Linked DNA regions of Mus musculus: region 2 is linked to region 1. A link is a loop called in an ENCODE intact Hi-C map of the cell type or tissue named here. Cell type or tissue: left cerebral cortex. All regions are shown on one strand. Each heading gives the region's core, and the rest is flanking DNA. Links, peaks and the distances in the headings are about the cores only. Region 1 holds the start of Gm40056 (a long non-coding RNA gene). Region 2 holds the start of Gm32753 (a long non-coding RNA gene).

Evidence for each region. A loop is a pair of places that touch in the nucleus more often than their neighbours do. Peaks named below come from ENCODE experiments on the same cell type or tissue, not always from the same donor. Only the 100,000 strongest peaks of a DNase experiment are listed, where the experiment ranks them.
Region 2: it touches region 1 in a loop (5-fold over the local background); 2 of 42 quality-filtered maps call a loop at or near these places.

What each region holds. Positions count from the first base shown.
Region 1 is chr3:58,084,247-58,095,374 of GRCm38, forward strand. Gm40056 (a long non-coding RNA gene) reads left to right here and starts at 5,170. Exons shown (of 6, transcript XR_003954487.1): 1 at 5,170-6,573; 2 at 8,754-8,851. In left cerebral cortex, for the core only: no CTCF peak of the experiment used is centred there; DNase peaks (open chromatin) are centred at 5,285, 5,735, 6,313, 7,466 and 4 more places; H3K27ac peaks cover 2,221 bases.
Region 2 is chr3:57,939,309-57,950,436 of GRCm38, forward strand. Gm32753 (a long non-coding RNA gene) reads left to right here and starts at 10,970. Exons shown (of 4, transcript XR_867305.3): 1 at 10,970-11,128. In left cerebral cortex, for the core only: no CTCF peak of the experiment used is centred there; a DNase peak (open chromatin) is centred at 5,588.

The DNA.
Region 1 (11,128 bases), core at 1,473-9,472:
TGATTGATGATGTATTTCCTGGGAGCTCTGGGGGTACTGGTTAGTTCATATTGTTGTTCCTTCTATGGGGCTGCAAACCCCTTCAGCTCCTTGGGTACTTTCTCTAGCTCCTTCATTGGGGATCCTGTGCTCAATCCAATGATTGGCTGAGAGCATCCACCTCTGTATTTGTCAGGCACTACCAAGAGCCTCTCAGGAGACAGCTATATCAGACTCCTGTCAGCAAGCACTTGTTGGCATCCACAAAAGTGTTTGGGCTTTGTGATTGTATATGGGATGGATCCCCAGGTGGGGCAGTCTCTGGATGGTCATTCCTTCAGTCTCTGCTCCACACTTTGTCTCTGTAACTCCTTCCATGAGTATTTTGTTCCCCCTTCTGGGGACCCATGGAAGAGGAACAGATAAAACATCTCAAGAACAACACAAAGGAGAGAAAACAATTGTTTTAAAGTCCTAGTTACATGCAGAGATGTTTGATGAAACAAGTGTAGTCAGACATTAAGTTTAAAATATGTGTTGTGGTTATATATTGTGTACTCTCACTGTGAATGCCTTTCAGTTTGCTCAATCAAAAAGAAATACTTCCTTTATAAGCATGAGCAGCTGAGTTTTTGTTTTTGTTTGGTTTTTCGAGACAGGATTTCCCTGTATAGCCCTAGCTATCCTGGAACTCACTCGGTAGACCAGGCTGGCCTCTAACTCAGAAATTCACCTGCCTCTGCCTCCCAAGTGCTGGGATTAAAGGTGTGTGCCACCACGCCCTGCTCAGCAGCTGATTTTTTATCTATAGGTTCTACGTAAGAACCAGGGATGACTTCTGTATTTGCCAGGCACTGGCATAGCCTCATACGAGACAACTATACCAGAGTCCTTTCATCAAAATCCTGCTGGCATATGCAATAGTGTCTGGGTTTGGTGGCTGATTATGGGATGGATCCCCGGTGGGGTAGTCTCTGGATAGTCCATCCTTTCATCTTAGCTCCAAACTTTGTCTCTGTAACTCCTTTCATGGGTATTTTGTTCCCTATTCTAAGGAGGAATGAAGTATCCATCCATTGGTCTTCCCTCTTCTTGATTTTCTTGTGTTTTGCAAATTGTATCTTGTACTCCCAGAGCTCGTATCTCTAGCTGCATATGTAGCAGAAGATGGCCTAGTCAGCTATCACTGGGAAGAGAGGCCCCTTAGTATTGCAAACTTTATATGCTCCAGGACAGGGGAATGCCAGGGCCAAGAAGTGGGAGTGGGTGGGTAGGGGAGCACGGCGAGGTGAGGGTATAGGGAACTTTCGGGATAGCATTTGAAATGTGTATAAAGGAAATATCTAATAAAAATTATTAATTAATTAATTAATTAATTAATTTAAAAAAAAGAACAGGGATGACAATGCATACCTCTAATCCCAGGCCTGGGGAGGCCAAGACAGGGAGACAGGGAGATAGATCCTTGAGGTTTGCTGGCCAGTCAGTCTAGCCTATGATTGAGCCCCAGCTTCAGTGAGAGACCCGATCTGGAAAAACAAGGTGATCAGTGGTTGATCTGATCCTGACTCCTGGTCTCCACATGCAGTCATGCATGGGTTTGCACACACATGTATGCACACAAGACCACACAAATGAACACCAATACTACACAAGCATGTGTATACACTGATGCACACACACACACACACACACACACACACACACACACACGGAGAAACAGAGATAGAGATAGAGACAGACAGACAGAGACAGAGACAGAGAGAAAAAGAATAGAAAAAGGACATTGAAATTCTATACTTAAAAATACTCTACATTGATTAAAGAATTAAATATGGATTAAAAGCCTCCTCTCTCCAAAACAACATAAAACTACAGCTCAGGTAGCTTTGTTGGTAAGATTCCCCCAAACAGTCAAAGGAGAACTACGTCTATTTCAAGAAGGAGTATAAACAGTCCACACTTTTGAGTTTCTTTCAGGTAACTACGACCTTGTTATCAAAAGCTCCCAGTGGCATTAGAAGAAAGGAATGTCACAAATTATTATACTTGAAGAGTAGAGGTGCTAACATCCTAAACACAAGATACAGTTATAAGGAATGAGATTATACATTACAGTCAAATGAAGTTTGATTAAATTGCAAAACTGATTTAGCAGGCATAGATTAATCAATGTGGGGGGATGGAGGTTGACTAAATAGTAAACTCCTTGCCATGCATGCACAAGGACCTGTGTTTGCTCTCCAGGACTTATGTGAAAACATAGAAGCAGCAGCTTCGCCTGTAATCTCAACACTTGTGGAGAGGAGACAGGAGGACCCCTATGACTTGGGTAGCAAGTTCCGCAAAATGAGTGAGCTCTGGGTTCAGTAAGAAACCTTGTGTCAAAAGCATAAAATGGAGACTGACTGAGCGAGATATTCCACATTGTCTTTAGACCTTCCTAATGCCAGAAATGAGAGCCTACTATTAGCAATTTGGCTAGGTATTACTATGGAAAAACTAGAGAGTAGGCAAGAAAAAAATATACAAATCTGGAAATGAAATGAAAGTTTTTATTTGTGTAGAGAAATATAGCTAATGATCTTGCTAAAATGGGTTAAACTTTTTAATTTTTTTAAAGACCCAATTTCTTCTCAAATTAGCCTAAAGATACTATGAAATTAAAGTTAAGATCCTTGTAGGTCTATTTGAAATTTTTAAATTTTATGTGGAAAGTCAGTAAAGAATCAAAAATAATATTGAAGAAAATTACAGAATAGGTTGATTTGTATAATTAAATTTCAAATTTTATCATAAAACTATGGTAATTCAGACAACTTGATATTAGATCATAGTTAGCAAATAAACAGATAAAATATACTAGAAAGCATAGAAATATACCAATATATATTGAGTATATATATATATATATACATATATATATATATAGTACTCCATATATACTGTATATTGAGTGTATATTGGATACATATATAACACATATTAATAGATATTATATATAGATATACTCACTGTGCAATAACAACATAAAGGCAAAAGTCAAATCTTTTCAATGCAACAAAATGGTATGTATTAGAATGGATAAATTTAAAGACATATTTTATAAGTAAGGATATTAGGAAATGAAATGTTTATATGTTGCTTGTGATAACAGAAAGTCACATAAGTCCTTGAAAACTGTGTTGTTTGTATTGTATACTGTGGACACTGTCAACTTGGAATAATTTGGACGGTACATTTCTGGGTGTACCTTTAAGGGTGTTTCCATAGAAGTTTAGCTGAGAAGAGAAAACTCACTTTGAATAGGAATGGCTCTATCCTAAGGACTGGATCACAGGCTGAACAATAATGTTAACAATGATAATAATAATAATAATAATAATAATAATAATAATAATAATGAAAGCAGTGAGTAAAACCATCATCGCACTGCTCCCTGACTGTGGCTGCCTCATGCTCCTGCAACCACTCTCACGGCCACACCTTTCTCTCCACAGTAGGCTGTACCTTCAAACCGCAAGTCAAAATATATCCTTCTTTCTTTAAGTTGCTTGTTATAAGATATTTTGCCACAACAAGAAAATAAACTAGCATACACATGAATGCTAAATATATATATATATAAATATCAAACCCAGTAATCCCACAACTAAGTATATTCCCAGAATTGAAGCCTCTGTCTACTAGAAGATATGTCTAAGAACATTTGTAGCAACTTTCCTTATACTATAAAGGCCCTAAATGCCTATCAAAAAGAGAACAGAAAAAAATAAGTCTTGGTATATTTGTATAATGGGATACTATATAATAATAACAATAATAAAGCAACCACATCAAACAAAATAATCAAATCTTGAAAATCTTAAGCTCAGACAATGAATCTCGAATCTAGACACAACAGAGTCCTCACTGTAAGTGCCTTGAGGATGGATGATAGGAAGATGTCCATCATGTACCAATCAATTGTGACTGTACTCAGAAGTTGAACTTCCATAATTCATAGAGATTGCCATGAGTGTACTATGTCAGCAATATGAATGATCATATTTGCCTTCCCCCACAATAACAATATTTAGTGAATAATAATAACTTCACAAGGCACAGGGGTTTCAATAGCAATGATTTGCCAGATACACGACTGAGGCAAACACGTTATTTTATCCTAATATTAATATCATTTCTCAGATTACATATTACATATCACACAGGTGTGTGTGTGTGTGTGTGTGTGTGTGTGTGTGTGTGTGTAGGTTACAGAATGACTACAAAGTACTAAAGAGGCAAGGTGTTTCAAAGAGGCCTGTGAAACCAGCGCTCGCAATCTGATAGAAATATAAGAGTCTGAAGGAATGAGATAACCAACAAGGCCAGAGAACTCTGGGAACACATTACTGCTGCCACTGCTGTTGGGTCAAAGATGGGAACAAAGCTATAGGGCTGAATCAGTTGAAGTAGCCAAAGGACAGGACATGGTTCAGACCAATGAACAGGCAGGTGAATGGATGGAAGGTCCAAATGTATAAGCAGGTGTATGGGCAGACAGTAGTGTTAGTAGATACTGGCCAGGATGAGCCAAGCTGAAGGCCCTGGGAGTTCTCTGCCTACAGATTCCTCTATGCACACAGTGAATAATGAGATGACAGGTTTGTGGGACTAATACCGAACTTGGGGGTCACAGCCTGTACCTCTGGGAGCCATATTCAGTAATTTAGGCTTAAGAAGCCAATTAAAACAGGCACACTAACAGGAAACAACAGAAAAGGGGGATTTACTCAATATGACCTCCTTGGAAAGATGGACCAGACATCCTGTTACCATAGAAAAGAAACCAACAGACGTTTAATCAGCCATGTCTTCAGAGACAAAGGGAAATGAATGGAATGAAGCCATGTTGGGTATGGTAGAGTTTGCCTGTAATCCTAGAATTTGGGAAGATGATACAGGATGACTGTAAATTTGAGGCCTGTCCAGGCTTTGTAGAAATGCCCTGTTTCAAACAACAAGATGGAGCCGTTTATGTCAGCCCTTCCAAACATAAGTAAGCAGACCTTGGTTCCTAGGGGCACAGACTGTGACCACAAGTTTGGTCACAAGGCAATGCTGTTACAATACTGGTTGTTTACCTGGTATAAGGTCCCAGGGAAGGAGTTACAGTCTTTCCTTGGTTTGGTGTGTCTAATAAGTTCTTGGGCCTGGTTTTCTCATATGATTTTAATGCATTCATGCACCCATCCAGTCTCAGTTCACCCCGTTCTGTGTCGTGTGGGTGGTGTGACAGATGGCGCCGTTTACGTGTCCACCCAGGTGCAGAGCGTTCCTCTATCTTCAAAATAGAGTCAGAGCTGCTCGCAAGATGGCGTCTTTCAGGGTAAGGCAGTCTGAAACGGGGAGTAGGTTAGAGCAGGGCACAGCCTGTTTGCAAAACTGACGAGACGAGATTGGCTCTTTAAATAAACCAAAAGGATTAAACGAATCTATAGTACTGACCATTCTGAAGCCAGGGTTAACGTTTAGCATAGGGAGAGGGAACAGGAGCTGAATGTTCTTGGAAACTCGCTTTTTCAAAAAGGCTTTCAGCGAAGCATTGTGTATTAGTACCCCCCACCCCGGGTGGAAGAATATTTTAAGATATTAACCGCAGGGCTCCCCGCTCAGGCGCCAGCTCTTGCCTATGGCACGTCTCCCACTCAAGCTTCAGTGAACTTAAGGCACTTTGCCAAAGAACAGGGAGCCTCACCGTGGAGAGGAAGAGGTGTCTTTCAGTTTTAAATGTGCAACCCACAGCAGGATCCAGAAAGAATGTAGGACAAAGGATTCCAAAGAAAACATAGCAGCTCTGAGCTCGTGTTTCCCACCCTCCTGACTCGCTTTATGAACTCCCCGGATAGATGGGAAAGAGAACTTCAGAGGAACTTGGCTCCTGAAGAGGTGCCCAGAGACTTGCCTTCCCTAGGCGGTACCTGAAGGTAGAACGGGGACAATGGTAGGAGTCTAGGTGGATTTGATGGATCCAAGCCTAAGAGTCCATTGTTGCTTTCCCAGTGAGATCTGAGGGGTGGAAAACTTGCCTGTTGACCACGTGCTTGGCAGTAAGCAGCATCGAGGGAGGATGGTTATGTGGAGGATCTAGGGAGATGGAGCAGCCTCCTAGAATCAATACCCAGTTCCAAGAGCAATGATAGATGTACCAAGAAGCAGACAAAGTAGGTTGAAGGAAGCAAAATAACTGCTCTTGAGGAGGCCTAGAGATTAGAAAAGGGGGTGAGAAACAGCAGGACTTGGAGCAATGGCAAAGTTGTACATCTCAGCACATTCCTGCCTAGTTGATGGTTACTCAGACAAGGAGAAAGATGGAAAGCCGAGGAGGCATGAGAAAGAAAGAGAAGCCGTGGCGCCCTAGGATCTGGATGAAATCTCTTGCTGGCGGACAGTCAAGAATTTCAAGACAGCTGACCAAATGGCCCGCAGAGGACGTACTCCCGTCTGAGAAAGTCTCACTAACAAGGTTATGAACCATCTTTCCAGACAAAAAGCACGTCTTAACTTCCTTGTGACTTAAGAATTAATTCATTCACGAGGACTCCTTGTGAGGTAAGAATTCCTCTGGCCTTTCTAACTACTACTACTTTATTATTATTATTATTATTATTATTATTATTATTATTATTATTATTATTATAGCTTTCCTTCCTCATTTGAACAAAAACCACATTAAACCTCCTTAGAATCATATTTATAAGCAAAAGACCCTTCTGAAAAAGGTAAACCAAGCATTTTTACTTTCTCAAACTTCCATATAGATGACATTCATTGAACATTGTTACTTAAAGCCACAAAATCTCTCTCTCTCTCTCTCTCTCTCTCTCTCTCTCTCTCTCTCTCTCTCACACACACACACACACACACACACACACACACTATTGTTGACATCCTTGAGCATGTATCTGTCTTCTACCTGAATATATACTGTCTTGCTTAATGAACTCCAACTTCAATTCTCATGGACATGTTCTAAGACTTTTTCTGTGACGTATGTCAAGATCCTACTTTCCCCTAAGGAGAAGTCTGTGAGAACAACTCAGGTACACAGATGAGGCAGTTTGGATGATAATGACCCCGATAGACCCATATAATTGCATGCTTAGTCCCCAGTTGGTGAACTGTTTGGAAAAAAATGGGGCCTTTTTGGAGGAGGTGTGTCCCTGTGAGTGGGCTTTGAGGTTTTAAAAGTCCACTCCAGGCTCAGTTAGCCCTCTCTGCCTGAGGATCAAGTTGTAGCTCTCAGCTACTGCTCCAGCATCCTGTGTGCCACCCTGCTCCTTCCCATGCTGAGAATAATCTGATCCTCTGAACTATAAGCAACCCCCAAACACATGCTTTGTTTTATAAGAGTTGCCTTGCTCATGGTGTCCCTTCACAGCAAAAACACTGACTAATACAGTGGAGAACCCTGAGTTCCATCTCTCACTACTGCTGAGAGTCACCAACATCAAGATGCTCCTGCTGTAAGCCATGGCATGTCACCAGCCCGCTCTACTTAGGTCCAAGCTCACGGGCAAAGGGGGATCCAGAATTAATCATATTAAGTTTGTGCCCGCAGGCAGGATGAAGGCCAAACTATGAATAGAATTATCAAATATAAAAGCAAGGGACTTCCTACTTCTTGCAAATGCCCCAGGTATGCATGTGCTTCTGTATCCTGCCTCGTCTGTGTATCCCTGAACTACAAGTCTGGATCAGAGCTGTGCTCATTCTCTGCTCCCACTCTCCCAAGCAGCGTGCCAAGGCTATTTGAAGGCTCTGGGTTTCTGTGCAGAAACTCATCACTATTTCTGGGTGTAAGACACTGGGAAGCAGCAGAATGGGAGAGGCAATCGTCCCATTCATTTTTTTTTTTTTTGGAAGGGGATAAAAAAACCAAACAAGCTGAAGTTTTGGTTGAAGAAGATTAGCAGCTGCCTCTGTGTGATGTGGAAAAGAAGATACATGAACCAAAAACCTAAAACTAAAAACAAAACAACACACTCAATAAAGCAAAAATAAACAAACCAAAACAAACCAAAAACACTTTATCATGAGAAAACAGAAAGGACTATATGTCAGGAAGAACTCTAAAGAAGAGGAGAAAGGGAGAATGATGGGGAAAACAAAATACCACGTGTCTTTTCATATGCAAAAGCAGCATATAAATATATATGTATATATATTACATATACTACATATAATATATGTATATATATTCATATGACATGAAAGCAAAAAAGGCCTCTTTTCAGAGTAGAAGAATGGGAAATGAGGTGGGAGTGGCAATTATGAACAAAGTGACATATATGTACAAAATTGTCACAATGAAACACTATTATTTTATACACAGACTTAAAAATAATCCTTAGGGCCCAGGGAAGACTCTCATACATGTGAATGCCTCTCCACGGTCATTACAGTGCATGCTGGTTGTACAGCACTAAATTGTGCTCAGACAGTTGTATTGTTTCCAGAGAATCTCCATGGAGGTCTTTTCCTCAAGAGGCTTGGAGTCGTAAAGGAAACAGTTACAGTCAGGCGGAGTTCCAGTGAATCTCGAGGAGGTGGCATCAGCGGGTTTACATGGTATGAACAAAGCGGACAGAGGAAGAGGTCGATTTAAAGCCTACCTGTGGAGTAGATAGATGTATTTATACCGGATGAGTCAAGTTTGAAAGCCTCAGTTTCAGATGGAGGAGACTGTTCCTGTGTTCTGTAGTCTCAATACAATTGTGATCTCTTTGCAGTTGAAGGTCTTAAAAGCAAGCCACAGCAAGCTGTCCAATCAGACATATTTAAGATGAAACTTCACTCTTGGCGGGGATTTGGGAGGCTCACCGGAATGGTAAGAAAATTGATGATCTGAGAGCTTGGAGGTTACTGCTCTAACAAAAGGCTGTTAAACTTTGACTGCAGGAGCTTACCCGTGAGGGGGTTGCCAAACGCACCACCAGGCACAAGCCTCCTCATGGATATATCTTGGTCAGTGTCCTACTGCTGTGAACAGACTCTACAACCGTGGCAACTTAAAAAGAAAAGCATCTCAGTGGGGCTGGCTTATAGTTTTAAGTGCTGTCGTCTTTTACCACTGAGGTCAGCTACTCCATACAATTGCAGGCACATGCTTACTTCTCAGTGCTTATTAAAGACACATTACATGTGTGATTCTACCACTCAGGAAGGCTGAAGTAGAAGGATCATGACATCCTGGCTAGGCTAAGTTGCATAGGCATGCATGCATACATACATATATGCATGCATACACACTATTTTAAATGCAGCCTCTGGGTCTGCTCCTTATAGAACCAGAATGAGAACTTCTAAATCAGAATCAACCTCCCCTCCCCCTCTAGCCAGAACCCTTCTTATCAATCCTCCTATTTCCATGCTTTTGTGTGTGGCCCTTGTAGTTTAACAAGAGTTGTTAGTCTGAGCATGGGTGGTATCTTAGGTTTCTATTGCTGTGAAAAGACACCATGACCACAGGAACTCTTATAAAGGAAGACATTTAACTAGGGGTGGCTTATAGTTCAGGGGTTCAGTCCATTGTCATCACGGAGGGAAGCATGGCAGCATGCAGGCAGACATGGTGCTGGAGAAGGAGCTGAGAATTCTGCCTCCAGATCAGTAGGCAGAAGGAAGAGAGTGTGACACTGGGCTTAGCTTGAAACCTCAAAGCCCACCCCAGTGACATACCTCTTCCAACAAGGCCACACATACAACCAACATGGCAACCCCTTGTAATAGTGCCACTACCTATGGGCCTATGGGGGCCATTTTCATTCAAGCCACCACAATTGTGGTGCTTTATAATAGCAACAGTAAAGTAACTGACGCAGTGAGAGAGATAATATGATACAGGGATGGTGTCTAATAAGGATTAGGGTAGGACAGAGAGAGAGTCACCTTGCTGGCTCAATGCAGTAAAGTCCCTCCCTTTAGAAAAGACTTTATTATTTTAGAGATTTTATTTTGATTATATATATATGTGGGCTTGCAGAGATTCTTGCATGAGGGTGTAAAGCCCCTGAAGGTAGCAAAGGGCTTTGGATCCCTTGAAGCTGAAGTTACTGGCAGTAAAGAGCTGCCCCTCACAGTGCTGCGAACCTAACTTGTGACCTCTGTAAGGGCAGTTATGTGCTTTTGACTGCTGAGCCTCTAAAAGACTTTACTTTTAAGAGCAGTTTAAAGTCCAGAGTAAACTTGAGAAACAGACACAAAAATATCCCATGAGATCTCGGCCCCATAGAGGCATAGTCACACCCCACCCTCTATTACCAACATCGCCCACCAGAGAGAGAGAGGTTCCTTACAATGATGAGCCTACAGTAAAATGTCCTTATACACAGGGTGCACAATTTACATTGGGTTTCTTCATGCTGTTTTCATTATACATTTATGCAAACAATCATAATGTACATGCACCCACCACGATAGCATCCCACTGAGTAGTTTCATCTCCCTAAATAGTCTGTTTCCCCCAGCCATCTCTCCCTCCTCTCAGAATCCTGGAATCCATTCATTTATATGCCTGATGGTTTTGCATTTGGTAAAATATTCTAAAGCAGGAATCACACCATATTTAGTGAAAGAAGGACTTCTTTCACTTGGAGGTACTTATTTAAGATCTCTCTGCATGCTTCTACCATGTGAGAGCTTACTTTTTAGCACTGAATAATATTCCATCATCTAGATGGAGCACAGTTTGTCTGTTTATGTGTTAAAGGGGTATTGTCATTATTTCAAAATTTTGGCAATAATGAACAAAGCTGCAATGTGTGTGTGTGTGTGTGTGTGTGTGTGTGTGTGTGTGTGTGTGTGTGTGTGTATTTTGAGCGGGTCCTTGTAGGTGTCAGACAGGGAAGCAAACCATGAGAAGAGATGATAATAAGAACCTCACTCAGATCGATTTTGTCAACCTGGATCAGACTTATGGGTGTCTAGTGTCTAGCTCTTCATTGTTATCATACTTAAATCACCCTTGGGAAAAGGGTTTCAGGCAGCAACCATTCCAATTCCAGGTGCACAATAAATCTTAATGTGTGACTGCATAGAGACTCCTTTCTGTATGTGACCACGAGGGTGGGGAGTTCTATAACTAAAAGGCCTTAGAATCTAGTGT
Region 2 (11,128 bases), core at 1,318-9,317, 150 kb before region 1:
AAAAGAAAAGAAGAGAAAAGAAAAGCCTAGAAGGGAAAGCAGGCTGTGCTGATTGAGACTGGAGTTTCATCTGAGAGATGCCCTTCAGATCAAGACCTATAGGAAGCTGCTTTAGAAATTTTTGCTTCCAGAATTCTGTTATATACGGGGAAACTATGAGTGTCCCAATGTCAAAAGGTGATTTGGTTCTCTCAGATAGGAAAGGGTTCCAGGTACATTAGGTTTGATTTCCATTGACTGGGGCCAGGAAAGAGGATAGTTTCAAAGTTGGTATGCAAAGCAGTCATTGTCACTCTGGTGACAAATCAGTCATGTGGTATTCAGAGATAGCACAAATAAAACCAGCTGTTCTCTGGTTACCAAAGGGTGAGAGACACTTAAGCTATGGACTCATCATGCATGCTGAGTCTTGGTGTCCCAAAGGAATGAAGGCAAAATTGGGTCAGGAGTAGGGTTTACCACATTGGCACATGTGAGAGGCTATGGGGCTCAAGGGGAGGGAGGTTTCAGAATCTAGATGCCTACCAGGAAGAAAATGAGTGCACATAAGTCTCCAGAGAAACTTCCACCAAAACACCCCTTTGCTGTACTTGATGGGCTGAGCCCTGTTGTAACCGAGATAATCACTAATTGAACTGTCTGAGAGCAGTGTGGCTTCATGGAGGGGAGCTTAGTGAGACAAAAGAGTAATGTTTATCCACGCTTTCCTTCACCATTGATCCGGCGCTTAGAGCAAGGAAGCTCGCTGGAAGAAGCCTACAGGCTAAAATAGACTGATGATTTATGCTCATTTCAAGCTCTCAGAGTATCCGAGGCTGTGGACTGGTCACTCCCATGAGCACTTGGTATTAACGATCACTGACTTGGTTAAAGAGGGAAGCTCTACAGCAGAAGGGAGGAAAGGACTGATGGATACCCATTCTGACACTCAGTTCCAAAACAATGAGGTGTTAGTCTGGGACACTGGATCTGTTCTGGGTCCAGAAAAGTATGTAGAAGATAGGGCTCTGTTTTAAAGATCATGTCAAGGTGAAAGTCAAGAGGTCAGAAGATCAGTCAATATAACTTGTTGCCAGAGTTTAGCAAGAACTTAGTTCCAGGTAGAGGGGGAGGTCAGCCTCATGATTTGGGTGAGCTCTACTCTGTTCTCAAGACACGGATTATTTTAGCCTGACTGACTGAGCTCTGAGATTAGTTCATAGGAATGTTAAGAAACCAGACACAAGATAAAACTTTCAGGAAAGAGAATATTCCTTTCCTGTTTGACAAGACTTTCCCTGGGCAATGGAGCATGAGGCCTGTAACTGCTGAAGACATGGGGACACATGAACAGGGTGGACCAGGTAGGTTACTGTTGCCCATCATGTGCAGCCTAATGGTGGAGCTTATGTTGTAACTGAGCAAGCCCAAGGATTTCTGTAGTATCACCCAAGTTCCTGAGTGAATCCTCCAGTCCCACATAAAAATGGCAGCAGATTTCAAATATATAAACCAAGGTTTAGAGTTTCCATAAATTTTATTGCTTTGTGAGTTCATTTCAATGGAATTTCTTGATCATCATTGCACTGGCTGGTTTTGTGTATCAACTTGACACAAGCTGGAGTTATCACAGAGAAAGGAGCCTCCCTTGAGGCAATGGCCTATAGGACTGTGAAGGGCAGCCTGGTTCCTGGTCGAGCACAGGCTGGAAACCCCAGTAACCCTGAGGAATGGCAGGGGTTTCGCCTGGTTCCTGGACACTAAGGCTCCTGGCACAAGGCCATAGCTCTCCATATGTGGCCATGAGTCACATAAGGGAAATGCTCCAAGCCCCTCCACAGGTAGAGGATATGACCTGTGGTCAAGTAGCCTCAAGACAGATCTCCATTTTAATGTGGTTCCTAAAGGCCTGGAGGCTTAGCCAGTTAAGCTATCCTTCCAGACACTCCTCCCTGCAAAAGGTATTTAACTGCAGGCCCGCCCTGAGAAGTGAGGTATGGTTTTACTCATCCACTTTCCACCAAGACAATAAATGCCTTAAAACCATGGTCTGCCTCTTTTCATCGGGAGCAATGGAGAAGGCTTTCCTTTAAAGAGCCAGCCGTCTAATCTCCTGTGGAAGGTCTCTCTGTGCCCCCAGCCACGACTACCAAGCCAAGCCAGCTGCTGGCAAGCCAAGGACTCTGTCCCTGTGGGACCCAGCCGGAGCTCTTCCTGATCCTCCCTTTGGCCCCAGGCTAGGTCCAGCCTGCAGGCCCCCACTCCATTCTCAGCTCTTCTACAGCACCCAGCAATGCCTGGATGTCCAAGAGCCTGAGAACCAGATGGCCCTGGCCTCCCTGCAGACCCTAGGACCCTTGAGCCAGCTCCAGGGATGCATTCTCCCACCCCAGGAGTGGGGTCCTGTGGCTTCCCCATAGCCTGACACCAGCCTGGCACTGGCAGGGGGTAAGCACAGTCAAGACTCCTGAGTCCTGCCTCCTTGAGGGGCTGGAGCCTTGTGGTGATGTAGAAATGGGACCCTGTGGAGAGCCGTGCCATGAGCAATCGCCATTATAAGATGGCGCTGGCTTCCACTGCGCCTAACTAGTAAACAAGCCTTATGCGCAAATGCAAGAGTGAATTCACGCTCAGTCACTGCCCATCTCGGGGCGTAGTAATGGGGTGATGGGCGAGCAACTAATCAGGTGCTGTCATGCCACATCAGGTGCTGAAATGTCATGCTGCAGGCTATATAAGCAGCGCCATTTTCCGGGTTCGGGGTCTTCCTTATGTTGAAGCAATAAAAGCTTTGCCGTAGAAGGATCCGGTTGTCTGAGTGAATTCTTGCTGGTGAGATACTAGCTCAGGCAAGAGGACCCCATTTAACCCTACAATGGCCTCCATGAGATCCAGCTGTAAGTCATTTTCTCAATTAGTGATCAATGGGGAAGGACCCAGTCCATTGTGGGTGGTGCCATCCCTGGGCTGGTAGTCCTGGGTTCTATAAGAAAGCAAGCTAAGTAGGCCAGGGAAGCAATCCAGTAAGAAGCACCCTCCATGGCCTCTGCCTCAGCTCCTGCTTCCAAGTTCCTGCCCTGTGTGAGTTCCTGTCCTTACTTCCTTTGATGATAAACAGCAATGTGGAAGTGTAAGTTGAATAAACCTTTTCCTCCCCAACTTGCTTCTCGGTCAAGATGTTTTGTGAAGGAATACAAATCCTGACTAAGACAACAGTCTTACCTGATACACTGGAGGAAGAGGTGAAGGGACAAAGCCTGTCAGAATCATAATGGCTTAAGTCAGCTTGACACAACTAGAGTCATCTGAAAGGAGGAAACCTCAATTGAGAAAATGCCTCTGTAAGATCCAGCAGTAGGGCATTTTCTTAAATAGTGATTGATGTAGGAGAAAGCCCAAACCATGTGGATAGTATCATTCCTGGGATGGTGGCCTTGGGTTCTATAAGAAAGCAGGCTGAGCAAGCCATGAGAAGCAAGCCAGTAAGCAGCACCCCTCCCTCCGTAGTCTCTGCATCAGCTCCTGCCTGCAGGTTCCTGTAGGTGTCCAGGCAGGAAAGTGAACCACAGAGGTGAGAATGAAACTTTCTTCATGAGCCCCTCCCTCTTTCCTTTCTGCCACTGCCATGCATCCAGACTGAGGAAGGCCTAGAAACTCCGGGGCCACGTGAGCCACGGCCACGGCCACATCCGTAAGCACCGCAAGCACCCAGGAGGCTGAGGGAATTCAGGAGGCAGGCATCACCACAGGATCAACTTTGACAAATATCCAGGTTACTTTCCCAAAGCCTGTCATTGTGAAGGCCAAATTCTTCACTGAAGGGAAGATTAAGGGTGTTGGAGGTGCCTGTGTTCTGGTGGCTTAAAGCCACTCTGGAGGTTAATTAAATGCTAACATTTTCAAGAGGAGGAGGAGGAGGAGGAGGAGGAGGAGGAGGAGGAGGAGGAGAAGGGTGGTGAGGAGGAGGGGAGGGGGAAAAAGAAGGGGAGGGGGAGGGAGGAGGGGGTGATGAGGAGGAGGAGGAAGAGGAGGAGCAGAAGGAGGAGGAGAGAGAGGGTGGTGAGGGGGAGGGGAGGAGGAAGTGAAGGAGAAGGAGGGGGAGGAGGGGGAGGGAGGAGGAGAAGGAGGAGAAGGAGGAGAAGGAGGAGAAGGAGGAGGAGGAGGAGGAAGAGGAGGAGGAAGAGTCAGTTCAGATCAACTTTGTCAACCTGGATCAGACTTGGGGAGTCTGATACTGGGTGGTTAATTGTCAGCATATTTAAAACAGTACAATTTAGAGAAGAGTTTCCAAGCAACTATCATTTCGATTTTAGGTGCACAATAAGGTACACTAAAGGTGTGACTACTGAGTTAATTCTTACAAAGTGCATGTGCCTATGAAGGCGGGTTCTATAGCTAAAAGTCTTAGAATCTAGTCTGGCCTCTGGCCAACAGCAGCTCACAGTTGAGAGACTTTGAGTTTTAAAAGACTTTGGATTTTAAAGGAGATTGGCTAATTTAAAGAGATTGAATTTTTTAAAAACGGTGGGACTTAAATTTGGAATGGTTTTATTGGGATGTTAGTATTAATGTGTGATCCCAAGGAAAATCAAGAAAGGAAAGGTTATGGCTTAAAAGTACTGTGTTTGTGTCGAGTTGACAAGAGGTCAGTTATCCTGTCTAGTTTTACCTTCACTTGACACAGGTTAGCGTCATCTGAAAGGAGGTAGCCTTAATTGGGAGAAAGCCCCCGTAAAATCCTCCTATAGGTCATTCTCTTAATTAGAAATTGATGGGGGGAGGGACCATCTCATTCCACATCCATGGCCTCTGCATCAATTTCCATCTCTAAGTTTTTGCTCTGTCTGAATTTTTGTCCTGACTCCCTTTGATGATGAACAGTGATGTGGAAGTGCAAATACCCTTCCCTTCCAAGTTGTTTTGGTCTTTGTTATCACAGAGATGGTGACCTTAACCAAGACAGCGTGTGAGGGATTAGATTTTTTGAAGTGGATATTAATTTCTTGATGACATCATGTTTAATCCAGACCTTCTGAGGCAGGGAGATCCTTTCCTCTGTGCCACACCTTCTGCTGGCAGCCTCTATAAAGGGCATAGAAGGAAGTTCTAGCCTCATGCCTGAACAACTAATGATAGTTGTTCATCGGAAGACAACCGATGGACCACAGCCTGAAGTCATTTTAATGTCAATATTACACACACACACACACACACACACACACACACACACACAAATACAAATATATAATTAGACTAGTATAATTATATAGCTATATATGACTAATATGCCTGGCTTTCCTAGGACTATAGATTTGGGGTAATCACTTGAGAGCAGTCTCCATCACCAGCACTTCTCTCTGGAAGCATCAACATTTTCCAAGGAAGGAACACTAGGCTGTATTAGACACGAGCTGGTTGAAGGATGCTTTTCTTTCTGGAATCTCCTAACATGTAGTAGGTAGGCTTTCTGTTGCTCTGCTAAATATTTTGCTGAACTCCGCTTCAAGCTTGGAGAAAACTCATCAAGTTAGCACTTCCCAATTATTCAAAAGTTTGAAAAAAAGTAAGACAGCCCTAAAAGCCACAAGCTGGCTGGGTGTGGGTGGTGCCAGGAGAAGACACAGTGTCCCAGTAGGGTACCTCCCCCTACTTGTGTGATTTTTTTTCTCCCCCAGAGGAAATGTTCTTCTGAGACCTGCATGCCACTGTCAGCCTTAGCTCCGGTGCTCTGTCAGAGCCATGGGCATATTGTACTAGTGATGTACTCCCAAGAAGCACTCACTGGGCAGAGCAAACAGTCCCCTGAAAAGGAATGCCACACAAACAAGGGACCTTTCTGGCCCGGGGAGAGCAGGGAAGAGCCCCTGTGCTGCTATGGTTCTCCTCGCTTTTATTCTTTCCAGTGAGAGAATGCAAGGGCTGGGGACATATGAGCAGGAACCCAAGGTGAGGTAATTTCTTCGTGCGAATGAACCCACCAAACTTACTGAGAGCACATTTTGGAGCATATAGAAAGCATGAAGCCATTGATCAGACAGTTGGTCAGGGAAAGAGACCAGAAGGAAAGAATCAGGCATTGTTAAATAGCTGCTGTGCTTGGGGTCCCGGGTTGGTTTTTTTTAATATATAGACCTAATTTAGTGTTACCCAAAGATAGTGCTCCAGACACTAGCCCTACAGGAGAAACAGATATAAACATTGTAATTCACCTGCCTCCTAAGAGGATTTTGAGAAACCACATATCATTTTGCACATTATTAAGTTAACAGCTATTGTTCTTTTCATTGTAAGTTTGAAGGCTGTTTTAATGAATGGGAGTAAAACATATTAATTACTGATGAAGTCTGGTGGAGGCTTATCACAATGGACAAATATATTATAACTTGATCTGAATGAGTCCTAACTACCTTGTCAAACCAAGAACACCAAATTGGAAAGAATGGTATTTTTTTTTTACTCATGAGTTTTCTTTCACATAGCTTGAAAAAAAAAATGGTATTCTCAATGCATTCTAGTTATAGAGAATAAGCAACATACAACAAAAACCTGGACCACTTCAGCTACTTTGAATTCAAGTGTCTCAGCATATCCCAAGACACTTCATTAATGCAAGCTTCAGACTTAACAAAAGTCTGCCTAAGACACTCCCTCGGGACTGCACGATTTAGCATTATCGAAACAGGCAATCCAGAGTACTTAGTTCCAGCAAAAGGGAGGCTTATGCACTAATACATATAGAATTAAGCTCTGGAAATGAATTCACTTTAAACTATCAACATCCCTCGGGGAGCCTTGGTGATTCCTTGAGGTGCACGAATATATGTATGAAAGTGACTCTCACAAATTATTTCATGGCAGTAGGCTTAGAAGGCTAAATTAATTTGGGGGAATGCATGCCTGATTCCTTGACTTGCACTTCACAGGCCAGAAGAGTACCTTCTTATTTAGTCTAGATTTTTTTTCCAAGTAAACTTATTTGACACCTGTTAGCACCAACACAAAAACATTTTAGAATAGCACTATTACCAGCATATAAAATTGAGGCTAAGTCATTTGTTCTAGGCCAGGGAGCTAGAAATTCTATTTGGAAAAGACCATGTAAAAAGGTACTTTGTTGCCAGATGTGGAATAGTTCATGCCTGTGATCTCAGCACTTACTAGGTAGGGGTAACTGAGGGCAGCTTGGTCTGGACGGCTATTTTTTGTCACCTTGACACAAGATAATCAGGAAAGGGAGGAACCTGAATTGAGAAAATGCCTCCATCAGACTGGCTTGTAGGCAAGACTGTGGGACATTTTCTTGATTAGTAATTTTTTGTGGAAAATATTAAAACAGCAATCCACGCTACGCCGGCAGGCCCTGGCAGGCTGGCTGGCCAGGTGCATTGAGAGAACATATTTGAGAAGATAGTTTTCAGATAGTATACAAGCTAAACCAGGTCATAACATATGGATTTTTAAGTCTTTTAAGTTAGGATAGATGACATAGTATTCTATTTAACTGACAAAAATTATGGGCTGGGTGTTAGGTCTATCTTGTACATTTTAATTGACAAAATGGCAATAGTGTTCAATTTATATCTGAGATAAAAGATTCTTTAAATTGGACAGAAAGAGGAAACTGTTGTGGATAGCCCTGGTTCTGTTTGTATTTTGATGCTAAGTCAGCTTCCCCAAGAAGGGCTACCTGGGACAAGGAGTGAATTACGTACTCAGGACTTCATGTGACCCTTCTAATGAATAAAGAAACCAGTCATTGGGAGAGTAGACTTCTGAGTCGGACAAGAAAACTGAGATGGAAGAGAGGAGAAGAGGGTGGAGGATGGGAGATGGAGGATGGGAGATGGAGGCGAAGATGTAGGCGAAGATGTAGATAGCAGAGACCCTGTTTCAGGTGGTGGATCCATTTGGAACTTAGTATGGCTTATAATTAGGATGTTAGTTGTTGCACCCATCAATTGAGTTACCTTTGATTCTTAATTAAGCTTCTGTGGTGTTTTCCTTCATGTGGTGGCTTGCCTGGGTCCTAGAGAGAAAGGTACAATAGTGGGGCATCCCAGCCAGCCATGGGAAATTGGAAGTATGGGGCTTGCATGACAGTGACCCACAGTGGAAACTTAGCCAGCTGGGTGGAGAGATTTCAAAGCTCTGAGTCATATAGTCTCCAGGAGATGAGACCAGGCCTACCATACCCGCTAGTGCCTGCCATGCCTGCCCTCTAGGACCTGCTAGCTTAGCGTGGATTGCCTTTTTAAATATTTCCCTCTACAGTCATTGATATAGGGGAGCAGTCCATTGTAGGTGGTATCATCCCAGGGCAGGTGGTTTTGGGAGGCATAAAAAGGGTAGCAAATCATGACCCTGAGAAGCAAGTCAGTAAGCAGCATTCTTCTATGGCCTCTGCTTTAGTTCCTGCCTCCAGTTCCTGCCTTGAGTTCCTGCCCTGACTTCCCTTCATTATGTACTATAAATTGTAAGCTGAAATAAAAACTTTTCTTTCCCAAGCTATTTTTGGTTAGTATTTTATCACAGCAGTAGAAAACTTAACACACTGGTATACAGAAAGTCTGGCTAAGTCACATAGTGAGACCTGGTCTCCAGAAAACACTGGGAGATGGTTTAGTCTTTGAGAACATGAGGTCTCATCCCTGAAGCACAGAGACAGTAGTCAGCGGTCCTTCAATGAGTGAGTATGGTGGCCTGCAAGGAAAACCTGACCTTCCGAATCAGTGATGGGCTGGGTTTGTCAGGAGAGGTAGATTGACAGACAGTCCTGCTCATGGCCCTACATCTCAACAAAGCTAAGCCTGGGCCTGATGGTTTCACAGGATGAACCCTCTGCCTACAGCACGCTGGTGACATGACACGGAGTGACGAAAAAAGGAAGTCTGGGGCAGAGGAGACACACATTGTCTTCATGAGCATCTCCATGAAAGCCGGCTAATCCTTGTCAGTTTGATTGGTACAAAAAATAGTTGAGGGTCTGTGTCTTCCTTGGGGTCAAGGTTAACCTACAGACAACTTCACTTGCCTTTTATAAGCCATTAATATGAATCTCAAAAGCATAAGGAAGAACATTTCTCTAGAGAACTCAGTTACAAAGTACACACCAAAGTACACATACGATCTCTGGGCACAGAGCAGCTCTGGTAATTTCTGGCTTCACAAGTTCTGTCCCTTGTTTTTTAATAGCTTCACCCTCAAATCAACAAATTTGCAAGAACTGTTAATTGTACTGGCTATTTTTATTTTAGTTTTTTTAAAAAGTGGTATGTATGTGTGTATGCATGTGTAAGGCACATTAGTGTGTGCACACACACCATAACCTCAGAGTAGAGGTCTGAAGACAATATTTGTTTTTGGCTATTATCAATTTTGTTTGAGATACATTCTTTTTGTTGTTTTTACACTGTGTACACCAAGCTAGCTGGCTTGACATCATCCTGAGAGTCTCCCATCTCTGTCTTCTTGTATCTCAGTCTTTTTGTATGATTACAGAGACTTGTGCTACACATCTGGATTTTATGGGCACCCTGGAGAATTGAACTCTGGTCTTTTACCTGCTGAGTCATTTCCCTAGCACTCTATTTTAGTTTTATAAAGTTTTCAGATTGCTTTGGCCTGCTACCAAGATAAATATATCTACCTGTGAATGCCATGTATAAGCTGTCCTTTATTTGAACTCACACTTCCTTAGAGGACCACTCTTGAGAAAAGTCTAAGAAAGGTCACCTTCATACAGAATCAAATGATGACCATTAACAATTTAGGCAGAGATTTCTCCCTTTGAGAGAAAATCATTTGGGGCAGCTCCAAAGTGTTAATCGCAGCCATGAGGCCCCTTTTCCAGGGCCCCAATGCATCACTAACCTCTGGGGTTGCAAGAAGGGTTGTTTCCATTTTTCTAAGAATGGTAAACAATAGCAATAAAAGCCCATATCTGTGGTTAAGCTTGGATGCTACAGAGAATTATAAAGAAGGGAAGGGATTAGCTAAACTAGATGTTAGGGGAGCCCTGAGACAACTGAGAGGAGAGCCGGTGTGGTTTGCAGTAGTTTACAAAATAGGGCCTCATTTTAGGTCAGAACTACGGTAGATGGAGTGCAACCCCTATCTAAACCTTAGGTTGGGATAAACACTGAACAATCAGCAAAGTTGATTTGAATGGGAAATACTGAAATGGAACAAGATTTTCCTTGAGGGGACTAGGAAGAAATTGGAAAGTATGGTGGATTTAGCTAAGAGCATCAATAGCTAAGGGATAGGAAGGATGGCGGCTATTCTGCATCCGCATCACTGTAAGGGGTATGGATGTATTTGTGCTCAAATGCTTTCGCTAGGGAAACCAGGCATGTCAAGCACACAGGGTTGTTCCTTCGAGGGAAGGAACACAAATGCCGTTTTCCACTTAGAAGGCTGAAGCAGATGTGCTTTGTGTGTGCATCTATGTGGTAGAGATGGTTTTGTCACCGGACCCTCCTCCAGACCCTAATCATAAACTTGTCTCAGCCAATTTATAGAACCCATCTTTATGGACTTTCACAAAGAATTTTGTTGAATGTAGTCATGTTCTTCAAGGAGATTTATGTATGCTTTTTTGTGAACCTGGGATTGAGTTAATCACAATAGTTCACCAGAATAGTTTCCACAAAATTTTGCTATACCTAAATATGCCAGATAAAACTCAGTCACACTTTTAAAGTTTAAACCAATTCTAGCTACTCAGTAGCGCTGAGCTAAACTGTCTTGTTGCCTCTCAAGGCTCATCTCTCTACTACCTGTGAAGGTTGAAGAGGTTACCCCCTTCTCTCTCTCTCTCTCTCTCTCTCTCACACACACACACACACACACACACACACACACACACGCACGCACGCACGCACGCACGCACGCACTGGACATCTCAGGTTTTCTGAATATGGTGAAAGATGCCAGGGATGAGGGTTCCAGTACCCTGAACCCTATGATACATATTATGAAGCTGCCCTTACCAGTCATCTTATGTAAGATTCATGAGTTTTCAACACATATGATGCTCTTCAAAATAGACACTAGTGGCCCTGGTGTTAATTAACACCTGCTTTAATTCCTGCTTTAATCAATATTCTACTCTGTAACCATTGCCACAACTATAGTACAATGCTTAGAT